2 separate regions of the Homo sapiens genome follow, and region 1 is linked to region 2. Evidence: chromatin contacts called from ENCODE Hi-C data. All regions are on one chromosome and are shown on one strand. The core of a region is the stretch at or near the end of the contact, and the rest is flanking DNA. Distances in the headings are between cores, read along the strand shown. Region 1 overlaps LOC101929750 (a long non-coding RNA gene). Region 2 has its middle 130 kb from the start of LINC02817.

Region 1 (5,833 bases), core at 3,161-5,660, 130 kb after region 2:
TGTGTTATATGGTACTTTTTTGAAACAACAAATAAATTTATAGAAAAATATTATAAATATACACCAAAAATAACAACAGTGAATATCTCAAGATGTGAATTTGTGAGTGATTGTTTTGTTATGTTTGCTTTTAGCTTTTGTATGTTTTGCATGTTTTTCTACAATAAGCATGTTAGTTTTAAAATGTGGGAAATCCCAGTAAGTGTTATTTTCAAGCTAATTTCAAAAAGCCTTTATAAATCGTAGTCCATATACCCTTCCTTACCATTATTACCCATGTTACTGCCAAATACCTCTCTGTCAGTATTATGTGATCTGGGTCATAAGAATACACACTCCAGTCTAGGAAGGCCTTCCATGGACTGGTCAGATGGCCATTTCTGGGTCGCAAAATCTGGATGGCACAAATGTTGGTCCTGGTTGAGACTTGAAGAGAGGTCATACTTCTGTAAGAAAAGAAGACTAGAAACTTTGAAGAAGAAAAAAACGGAAATAGAAGAAAAGCTGTGTAACCCAGAAACAGCTCAAGCTACACCTTAAGTCTGTGAGCAAGCAGTGCATTTCAGAAAGGTGGATGTTGCCGGTAGGACCTTTCTAACTCTTCAGCTCTTCAGCCAAAGCAGTGAGGAAAATAATGTTTACATCAAATGCCCATTCATGTTTTGTTTTAGTGGCAGAACTAAATTATTCATCCAAATGCTAGAAGGCAAACACATTCCTCAAGGAGAGTCTGGCAAGCTGTCCAGAAGTTAACTTACTGTTGAAAGTCTTGTCAGTGTGCAGGATTTAGAAAATGGGAGCTTTGGGAGATTGGGGATGCGAGAAGTATCTACACTATGGTTGACAGATTTAGCAAATAAAATACAGGATGCCCAGTTAAATTTGAATTTTAGCTAAACAGCAAGTAATTGTGCATAAAATATATCCCAAATATTGCATGGAACATACTTCTACCAAGAAAAAATATTGTTGTGTATCAGCAACCCTAATGCTTAGAAAACAAAGAAGAGCGTATCTGCATGGGCATATTATCTCACTCAAGACAGACAACGTACATACATACTGAAGGGAGGGTGGGTAGAGGTACAGAAAGTCTAGGGCTAAGGACAACTTCTTTCTGGACCTAGAAAAGGCCCCTAGAAATAAAGTGAAGCAATGAGTTGAATAAACTTCTTGCTTTCATGTAAGAAAATTGGGTCTTTCTAATGTTGTACTTCTTGGTTTAATATTGGTTAAACCAATATTACCCCAAAAGCAGAAGGCAGAGAAAACCAGGAAAGTCCCAGGGTACATAGTGTGCAAGCAGACAGCAAAAGGAACGTGCTAAATGGCAAAGGGTAAGTCTCAGAAGTGTTGCAGTTGGGGTTGAAGTAAGTGTTGGTTGGTTATGCTTAACTTTTCCTACAGCCAAGATTTCAGCACTTCATCTGAATACCTTGCACCTTGCAAAATTGTTTTCCAGAAAAAGTGCACTGAAAAATAAAATCATGTTTTTTTAAAGTTAAGGGAAAAGAGATATGTGTTGATGCCTAGATCTATGTGACACCAAATGAATAAAAAGTAGAAAAATATCATCTTCCAGATGTTTCATCTAGGTTATAACAGCATATTTTCACTTTCCATGCAGATGTTTGGCATGTAAATGTAGGCTGTGACTAAGATACTGAAAAGCACTGATTGAGAAATCAGAAAAATGTCATTTTTATATTGTCCACAAACGGCCACTGAAATATTTTTTCAACTTATTTTTGGCCTATCTTAAACATATAATTGGCCATGAAATTACTAGCTCTGTAATCTCATAAGCTAAATGAAACATTGATATGACTTCTCAATTTTCTGTTTTGCTCATGTATATCCCCTTGCTTTGTTCTCTGAGCATCTGATTAAGGAAGTACTCAGTTTCCTAAAGCCAGAGGATTCCAGTCCCACTGAAACCTGCTCGTGCCTTCACCCTCATAGTCTCCCAGTGAGTGCAGTATCCTGGAAATTTGGAGTCTGACAAACCATAACAGCTAAAGTTTGATCATGGAAGCACAGCCACCACAAGTGATATGAAATAAATGGTTTACTGAAGAGGTTAGACTCGACAGCATTGTGGGAACTTATAAAGAAGCCTATGGGAGGCTGTTGCCTTTGCATCTGGCAGTAGCCTTGAAGTCACTAGAGGTCAAGAAGGCTGGCAATCAGGAAGACAAGCTGGACATGAACAGAGAGACAAGACAAACTAAAACCCACATCTGTATCTCATGGCCTCCAACCTCAACAATATAGATAACTTGCAGAAGAGACTGGTGTCCTTTGCCGTGAAGCTGCACAAGGTTCCTGCCATGGCTCAGGACTCAAAGAACTGAAAGGAAGAGATCTGCTGAAAACTAGAGAAGCTGTGGACCCAGCCATTGCCCCACACCAACGAGGTGAACCAGCAGATAAGTGATGACGTGTAAGTTGACACTGTCATGGTGCCTGGCATCCATATGTCCATCCTCTGAGCATAACAGCTGCTGCTTCACTTCTACCTTCCATATCTCATGCAAATTTTTCTTGTGTCCAACTCCAACCAGGGCCCACACAAGGGAGGGGATTTGGGTATGCTGAACCTCTGGCAGGGAACAAAATCTCCCCATAGCGTCAGGCCTGTTTCCCTGTTCTGGCGTTATCTGGCTGGGGGAATTTGGCAGAGTATTCAATCTCTGCAAAACTCTGTTTCTTCATCCATAAGGTTAACATTTATTAAATCATTTGAAAAGCAAATGTGCCAAGTGTTTATTGTATACAAGTGAACCCAAATTGCTACTCATTCTGCTTATATTCTTGTTGATAACAACATCTTCACTGGGACGTTGTTGTTTGGATTTAATAAGAAGGTAAAAAAGAATCTAGCATATAGGAAAAGCTCAATATATGTTATTAACCCTGTGTGCATGCTCATGACATGTTCATTTTTAGAGTAAGCCAACCTTTGGTGCATCTAATGAGTCAACCTTCCCTTGGAGCTTCCTATGCATGAACCTGAAGAACTACCATCAGGGGCAACCAACTCATGATTGTATTCCCAATGCCATTTGCAGTCATTCCCAGATTTTTAAGGAAATGTCTCACTATGCTGTCTTACCATAGGCAATATAGATAGCCTTGGCTCTCCTCTCTTTAGATTCGTACTCAGAGAACTATCTGCTAGTGAAAAGGAAAAGAGTGCAATCTACCAGGCAAAATAGAAAGTTAAGGTATGGAAGGTGCTCACTTTCCAAACAGCTGCTACAGTGCTATTATTAATACTGCCATGGTTATTTTCACGTAGGATATCTAGCACAGAAGGAAAATCAATCTCCAGCCAGGTCTGGGAGGACTCAGAACAGAGCTTCAAGGAGAGCATAACAAATGCCCCAAACTCCTTCTGCTTACTTCACTTAAAGTCTTATTAGTATCATCATTTCCAACTGGGCAACAACCACATCTGCCTCCCTTCTGCTTTCTCAGCCATCGCCAGTGGCAAGTTGGTGGTTGGATATTTTAGGTGGGTTCTATATGGTGGTTTTCAAAATTTTGTAACCCAAAACTTAGCTCTCCCTTCTGCATGGAACTATTGTGATTTAAAATTAGTAGTCAAGGTAGTTCCTCAATTAAGGAGTATTTGGAACAGGGAAAGTCTGCCTGAATAATGTCTGATTCTATACTTTCACGTGAATGTACTCCAACATGTACATCCATAGGTAATTCTGTATTATGGGGGTTATTAAAAAATATAAAGTTTGAAGATATCTTCGAGTCATTTTACCTGCTAGAACAATACTTGTCTAGTATCAGTTAACTGGTCACAAAGGAGAGGTCTTGTCTTACTCTCAACAGTCTCTGATGGTGTCATTTGAACACTGACACATGCAGATATTTTCTCTCTTTCTTTCTCATATGTGGTCTTGTTGAAACTCCACAATAACTGCGTTTGGAATCTACAGTCATATAAATTTAGATCATCATGGGAGATAATTATACTGTGGAAATGATACGATATTTACATGTCGAAAAGGAGTCATAATTCTTCGAAATAGATGCCTGCTAGCTTTCTTAAGAACTCATTTCACAAATTCAAGTTGAAACAAATGAATACATGTTCCTCTTTTTGCTTCCTCTTTTGAGCAATTTTATGATTGAAAAAAAAAGACACATTACCACAATGGAAAATACCTCATTTTTCCATTAAAATGTGCTCTTTTTAAACAGCTATCCCCCCACCCACTTCCCTGTTTATTGGGTTAAAAGGAGCCATTTCTAGGAGACCAAGCCAAAGTCTCAGCAAGGAGGTGGAAAGCTAGGTGCTTGGAAGGCTAGTCTGTTACCTACCCTACACTACAATGACTGTGGCAGCATCAACAACAGCACCAAACCAGCCAGCTGGAAAGTGAGAACAAATCATTCTAGTGACTGACAGTTTGGTCCCCTCTGTGTCCCAGGAGAGGCCAGGCTGATTTTCACCCACAGCGGGAGGCACTGGTTCAATCAGGTCTTCTTGCAGCTAGTGGATCCAGAATCAGAATGTTCTTATACAAATACCACTTTGTGTCCTGAAAAAGAGAGATTCCACATGGACCCAAACTACAGGTGTTTGTACAAGAACATTCTGTGGAATCTCTCTTTTTGAGGATGCAAAGTGCTATTTGTATAAAATGGCTTCATTTCACCAGCAATTTTGATTTCATTTTTCAGCCTAATTTGGGTAAAAAAAATGAAACCAAAATTGCTAATGAAATAAAAACCAATGTTTCATGGGTTGAATTTTTAACTTTTTGTATTAGCCCAACAGCGTCCATCTCTTCTAGTTAAATATCGACTTCTCTCCAGGTAGATATTCTAAAGACAAATGGAAAATTCAAACAAGTATGCTGACCTATAAAATGATGTCGACAAATAGTTTAAAGGGTTGACCAAATACTTTGCTCCTTAACTTGATTCTCTCCTTTTTAGTTAGACAGTTACAGTGTCATCAGAGAGAAAATAAGGAAACTAAAGATTGTTCAGGATTTGGCTCCTCACACTAATTTTATTCTCATGAGTTAAGATTTCCTTGATTCAAAATAGGGCTCTTCCCCTTTTGTTCATCTTTCCACAAGGTTCACACTCTCCTAAGGCCTGGGATTTCTCCTTAGACAGCTTCATCCCTACAATTATCTCAGGATCTGTGCAGATTCTCCACACATGGTGTTATTCATAGCATGCAGATGGGGTATTCCTATTCCTAATAATTTAGGTTAGAAAAGTACATTATGGATAAAATACAGCAATCTCTTAATGATCTCTTCTACATGGATAGCAAGCAGAAGTGCTCATGAATTCTAGGTAATTTAAGTTTATACATATCAGAAAATATTACCAAAAGCTTCCAACCATTTCTCTCTTCTCTCTCTCTCTACATACATTCTCATTCTCTCTCTCTCTCCCTCCCTCAAAAAGTATCTCTGCAGCATTTCACACAAGAAATTAATTAAATCCCATTGATTCTTTCTGGGAAATATGCTACTGAGCAGGAACATCCACTTAAGATGAAAAATACTAAAGGTGAGGAAGAGAAGCAAAAGTTTAGGATAATCTTCATGCTGGATTATAACTTAAATCCTGAATAACCTGGATTTGGCTGAACTTCACTCTTTTTTATGTTGTTTTCTTTTTTCAAATAAACTTCAAGGCATGAGATCGTGGTACTAAAATAGAAATACAGTGGAATCATGTTATTGCAAAAATTTGGCAAAGCTACTGGTGAAATCATGTCCCCTGAAACATAACAATGACATACAGTAAAAGCACAATTCATTTCAATGTGCCCATAAAGAGAGTGTTA
Region 2 (5,827 bases), core at 710-3,209:
CATGCTCCCTTGTTATGGTTACACTTCAGTCATTTGGTGAATGTAACAACTTGACATATGAACTGCCTTTGAGAGAAATTTGGTTGAGAAGCCTCAGGACTTCATCTCAGAACAATTTCTCACTGAACATACACAGTATAATTATAACAAATCTTACCTCAAGTCATTGTGTGTGTGTGTGTGTGTGTGTGTGTGTACGAGTAAGAGAAAGAGGAAACAGTTAACCATATTCTGTATATGAGGTTGAAAATCCTTTCAACATATTGCAGCCATCAGCTTCATATTGAGATAAAAGTTCACCAACCACAATTCAGAAATTTATGGATCTTGCCATGTCCTTCTAGATTGATGGGAGTTATAAAAGCCAAATGCAATTTAGAAATAGCAAAAATAGTCCAGGTGCAGTGGCTCACGCCTGTAATCCCAATACTGTGGGAGGCCGAGGTGGGTGGATCACCTGAGGTCAGGAGTTTGAGACCAGCCTGGCCAACATGGAGAAGCCTCATCTCTACTAAAAATACAAAAAAAAAAAAAAAAGAAAGGAAAAGAAAATTAGCTGGGCGTGGTGGCACATGCCTGTAGTCCCAGCTATTCGGGAAGCTGAGGTAGGAGAATAGCTTGACCCCCGGGAGGCAGAGGTTTCAGTGAGCCGAGATTGCACCATTGCACTCCAGCCTGGGTGACAAGAGCAAAATTCTGTCTCAGAAAAAATAGCAAAAATATTATTTAAAAAACTACAAAGAAGTACTAGTCTATCAGAATTTGATTTCTTAATCTATTAAGGAAGTTTACTCTCTCTAATTTGATTTGTGACTTAGAATTATTCTAGGACATTTTAGAAAAAGGCTAATACAAGCACAATACACTTTCCTACAGCTACAGTGATATCACACTTTATAAAGTGAGGTGCAACATGTTTGGGACTCACCATGTTATCTTTGTTAAACCCAAATACACAAAAGCATCCAGCCAGTAAGTGACAGTCTGGCTACCTGTCCTAACTACCAGTCACTTTTGTTCATCCACATATTCACATTTTCCTTAACCAGGATACTTACTGTCTCTATTTCTGTATGACATGATTACAACTCTGAGAAGGCTTTTGTTCTCTAGTATTTGGAATCCTTAAAAGTACTTCACTTCGTTGTTAGAAATGAAGCAAAATTGTAGTTAAGAAAATTGTTGGGACTATAAAAACATTTGGCTCCTTTTCCCTGATCCAGAAGGTACTGTGTGTTCTTTGGATCTCAGTCAACATTTTGGGCAGTTCCAGATAAGGTATCCAATAACTTCACTTTGTGTCCCCATTTTTCTTGCCCTCATTCCAGAAAAAGTTGGATAGCTGCCTCCCAAATAATTTTATTGTGAGGGAAGTTATTATGAAAACATACTCCACTGGTTTTCACTGACCTCCAAAACACACTCCCTAATTAAGTGCAAATGGGAAACTGACTTGGGAGCAGGTTGTCTCTGATTTTGGACTTGGGAGAAGTATTAAAGTTTATGAACTCGATACGCAAGCTCCATCTGCCAAATGAGGAATTTCTTATTTCATTTGGTGACCACACTGAGATTATATAATGCTCCTCAGAAAACTCTGAATGCTGAAGATGCGTAAACCATCTGTCTATGTTGAAAGGTCAAAAAATGCACTGCCCCCACAATGTGTCTCTGGGCATAACTAATTATTTATCCAGAGAAATTTCATCATAGAGTTGTTGGGGTTTTTTTAACATTGAATTTCTACATAACCATAAAATTTTACAGTACTAAAGAGAGAGTGATCATATTCATGCTCTCACATCCTTTTACAGGAGGCTAGGGTTAGTCAGCTTTAATATTTAAAGAAACCTGAAGACCTGGCACAGAGAAGTGTGAGAAGCAGAGAAAGGAAAGCAAACAATTTCAGCTCTGCCATCGCATCTTTCCCTCCCCAGCCAGCAGGGGGCAGTAGTAACAGAGGAAGTGAAGCTGGCTTACTTCTGCGACTGAAGATCCAGAAACAAGGAGAAAGGGTGAAAGTTGCATGAGGTTTCTCTGCTCTCCAGTGACCCACCCCAGCCCCCCACCCCATTGGTGGGAGTAGACCTCAGGTGTACTTCTGAATTCCAGTTCTCCCATGGTACCAGCTTAAGTTATGACAGATAATTAACTATGTTTTGAAACCATGCTATAAGCCAGGCACTGTGTTAAGCACTTTACATGCATTTTTTTATTCCATCCTTTAGCAAAGTAGGCTAAAGTAGGTTTTGTTATCATTTGTGTTTTAAAGATGAGAAAACTGAGGCTTAAGAGATTAAGTAACTTGCTCAAGGTTACCTAGTTAAAACTCTAGCCACTAACTAGTAAAGAAAACTGCAATATTCATCTTTAACCCAGGGATTGAGTCTTATGTTTATTTAATTTGTTTTTGTGTATTTTTTCATTTTCTAAATTATTTAATCTGACAAAGATGCAGGTATTTTCAGTTGTTTTAATACTCAAAGGGTAATACATGTAATACACAATTATCAGGTGAATTTGAATGCATCAGAGTAATTCAAGAGAAGGAAAAATTTTCCCCAAATTATCAAATTTGCTAACAATGGTGATACTACTGAGTAATGTTATTAACTCAGATATTGTACAGTCACTCTTTCTTTTAGTAGGGTAGCTACAAATTGGATTTATATCATTTGTTGCCCTCTGTAGTCATTTTGCCAAAATGAAACACTCTCAGTTCAGGGTTTATAATCAGACAGACAGTGTTCTCATATCAGCTCTGTGCTTCCTTCTCTGAGCCTCAGTACCCTCATCTCTAAAAGGAATCATTCATACTTTAGGACTCATTTGATGGTTGTGAAGGTTAAACAAGCTAATACAGGTAAAACATTTAGCCTGACTCTGGCATATAGGAAGTAGTCTATAACTGCTATTATTCTGACTCAATGTCAAGCTTGGAAAACAAGTAGAGAATTCAAACAAATGTCCAGCTATTTTGGTTCTGGGTGCCAAAAGTCCAGATGTTTGAGAAACCTCAATTAATAACTATATTTGTTGGTGCTCACTGGTGTAGTTGGCACAATGTGATCACAGGTTACATTTGAGGGCAAGTGGGGGTTAATGTTCTCCCCATTCATGCACAGTTGTCCTTTGTTAGGAACTAAAAATACAAAGGTATAAAGGTTTCCCTTTCTATGTCTGCCGAAAAGATTACCGACAGTCAAGAGGCAACTTTTTTTTTAACAAGCACTTAAATTCCTTTTAAAATCTTAAATGAAAAAAAAGTATTTATTTCCTATACTTTCTTTTCAGCTTTCAAATATATCAGAAAAATCTAAATACAATCCAGTTTTCTTCACTCTAGTCTAATCCTGAGCAGCCCAGCACTGAAAATAAAGATATCCTTTATTTATAAGCATATCTTATAAATAAAAGTTTACCAACCTCCCATAGAGTTTGTGTTTCCAGGATCTTCATTGTTAAATCATTATTCAAATCATAAAAGTTGGGAAGAGACACTTATCCTTTGCAAAAAGCAAAATACAGCAAATGCATCTCCAACTCCTTTGAACTGTCTGGGTTATGTGAAAAGGATAGAAGTGTAGCTGATTCATCCACACAACCCATCTGTTTTCTGACTGGTATCAGTCAGACACCAGTCATATACTACCCCCTAAGTTCAAATGGGATTGGAGTTAGGAGGTCTAGAAACTAGTCCTGATTCTGTGACCTTGAGGAAGTCCTTCAACTTTCCTGGGCCTCAGCTTCCAAGCAAATAAAAACAAAAGGTTTAGAACATGACATAATTGCTATTAGTGTCCTGTTAAACCCTTGTCTTCTATAACCAAGATCTGTGGTTACTTGATCCAGTTGGGGGTTGTAAGATGAGGTAGACAGTCGTCAATATAGTACCTGAAGTCTACTCTTTCAGGGATAGCTCAGAGGACAACACATCAATTTCATGTTTCTCAGACAGGTACATGTGACCTCCTGGATCCTGGCCATGCTGATAGTGAATATGCAAGGCCCCAGATAAGCATAAATTATCTTCCTGGTGTATTAATTATTCTTAAAAATGTTTGAGGAAAATTTATGTTTGTGTTAAAAAGAATAATTTATTGTATAGATTTTTAAATTCTCACAAATGTGTAAGGTAAAACAGGAGGCAGTAAAGGTATTTGTCACTAGGGGTGTGGCTTCTTTAATACCTCTGACATCCTCTACAATAAAAGTACTTTGGTGAAAACGTATGTTAGATAATCAATGGTCATATTTGGAGAGTAAATACACTATTGCTTAGCTTTCTTTCTGAGTCCATGTCAACTAGTGAGTGGGAATTTTGTTCTAGAATGGTAGAGAATCCTAGGATGGGATGGGGATCTAGTGAAGGCCTATAGAGAATGAAAGAATCCATCAAAACTGGTTGTTTCTCAGTTTTTTCAAAGGCAGACTCCTGGACAAGGTGGTTGTCTTTGAAACACCGTTCTCTGAGACTGTTTGCTAAATCAAAATTTATCCCCTGAGTCAGCTTCTAAATAAGTTTTGTCATCCCTGAAAACCCAAATTAATGTTATACAAAACCATAGGAGCTATCCTCCATAACTGAATCATTATCTTACTGGTAAAACTGCAAACTCATATGGTGTTTGCCTTGTACTCTCTTCTACTCTGCTAGGCAAGCATATCCTATATAATTTTACTCCCAGTTCAAACTCCCACAGGATCTGAAGCCCGTTTCCTTGTCTGGTGGGAAGGTGATGAAAATGCTGCTGAATGGTGTGCAGGTGAAAAAAAAAAAAAAAAGTGTGTGTTTTTTGCTTGTTCCCTCCAGAAATCTCCTAATGGGAAGGTTAAGGGGAGGGGCTAGGCTACAGGCAGGTAAAACTATACACAGTGTGGAACAAAGCAGAATTGCCTGAATTAGCCAATGAGTATAGGCCACAGCCTCTTATCCACTTTCCAAACCCACAAGTTTCTTTATTACTCATTTGGTTGACAATACTTAACATGGTCTGAATTCATTTGGTAGTGACACCTGATCTGAACTGATGTGAAGCTATTTATAGTCTTTATTTGAAAAACCTAATGGGAGCATCCATTGATTCTGCTACAGAAATGTCTATGTGTTTGACTACAGGTTGATGCATCAAACCCCACTGGGGATTTTAATACAATATACCATATATTTGCCATATTAGCTTGCTGAGATCCCAAAATTCTGAATTCTGAAATGCTAGCCCAAAGTTTTCATATAAGAGGTAATGAGCTTTTACTACCCTGGCTACCACCTGAAACAGTGCAAATAGACTAATCCTAATCCCTCACATTCAAAGCATCTTCCTGGATGTGACCTCATTTAATGCTAGGATGCTGTGTGAATGGGCAAGAGATAGAGGCATGGCCTGGAAGAAGAAGTGACTGCCCAAGCAAGTCTCCTCAGCAAAGCAGGATGGGGGTGTGGTCATCACATTCTAGGCCCAGCCAGACTGAAGCATTCATTCAATATTTATATTCCCAGGCATTTTCAGACTCTGGAAGACTGGCTGATACTTACCAAATTAACATGAGAGTAATCTATTTGATTGAACCACATGCAATTTCCATTTTTGCAACCAAATGGTCACGGACTTGACAAAATTCCAATACCCTTTTGTGATACAACACTTAACAAACTAGGAAAAGAAGGGAACCTTCTCAATTTGATAAAGAACATCTATGAACAGCCCACAACTAACATCACATTTAATGATGAAAGACTGGATGTTTCTCTCCTAATATCAGGAGTAAGACAAGAATTTCCACTCTCACCATTTCTATTCCATATTGCACTAGAAGTTCTAGCCAG

Evidence for each region. A loop is a pair of places that touch in the nucleus more often than their neighbours do. Pooled maps may share reads with other maps.
Region 1: a loop to region 2 is called in a map of GM12878, with 4 times the contacts of the local background. The contact joins two enhancer-like sites. A Hi-C loop is called at or near these places in 1 of 168 maps with a recorded cell type or tissue (GM12878), 1 of 37 single-sample maps with no recorded cell type and 11 of 50 pooled maps.

Annotation. Positions count from the first base shown.
Region 1 is chr1:221,067,853-221,073,685 of GRCh38, reverse strand. All of the region lies in intron 3 of LOC101929750 (a long non-coding RNA gene), which reads right to left. Among named protein-coding and RNA genes, the nearest start is that of HLX-AS1, 190 kb to the right of the region's middle. RefSeq lists a silencer at 4,493-4,542. Within about 2 kb of position 4,410, at least 4 of the 41 ENCODE cell types and tissues checked have a DNase peak (open chromatin) inside an H3K27ac peak, as active enhancers do.
Region 2 is chr1:221,199,768-221,205,594 of GRCh38, reverse strand. No RefSeq gene overlaps it. Among named protein-coding and RNA genes, the nearest start is that of LINC02817, 130 kb to the left of the region's middle. Within about 2 kb of position 1,959, at least 10 of the 41 ENCODE cell types and tissues checked have a DNase peak (open chromatin) inside an H3K27ac peak, as active enhancers do.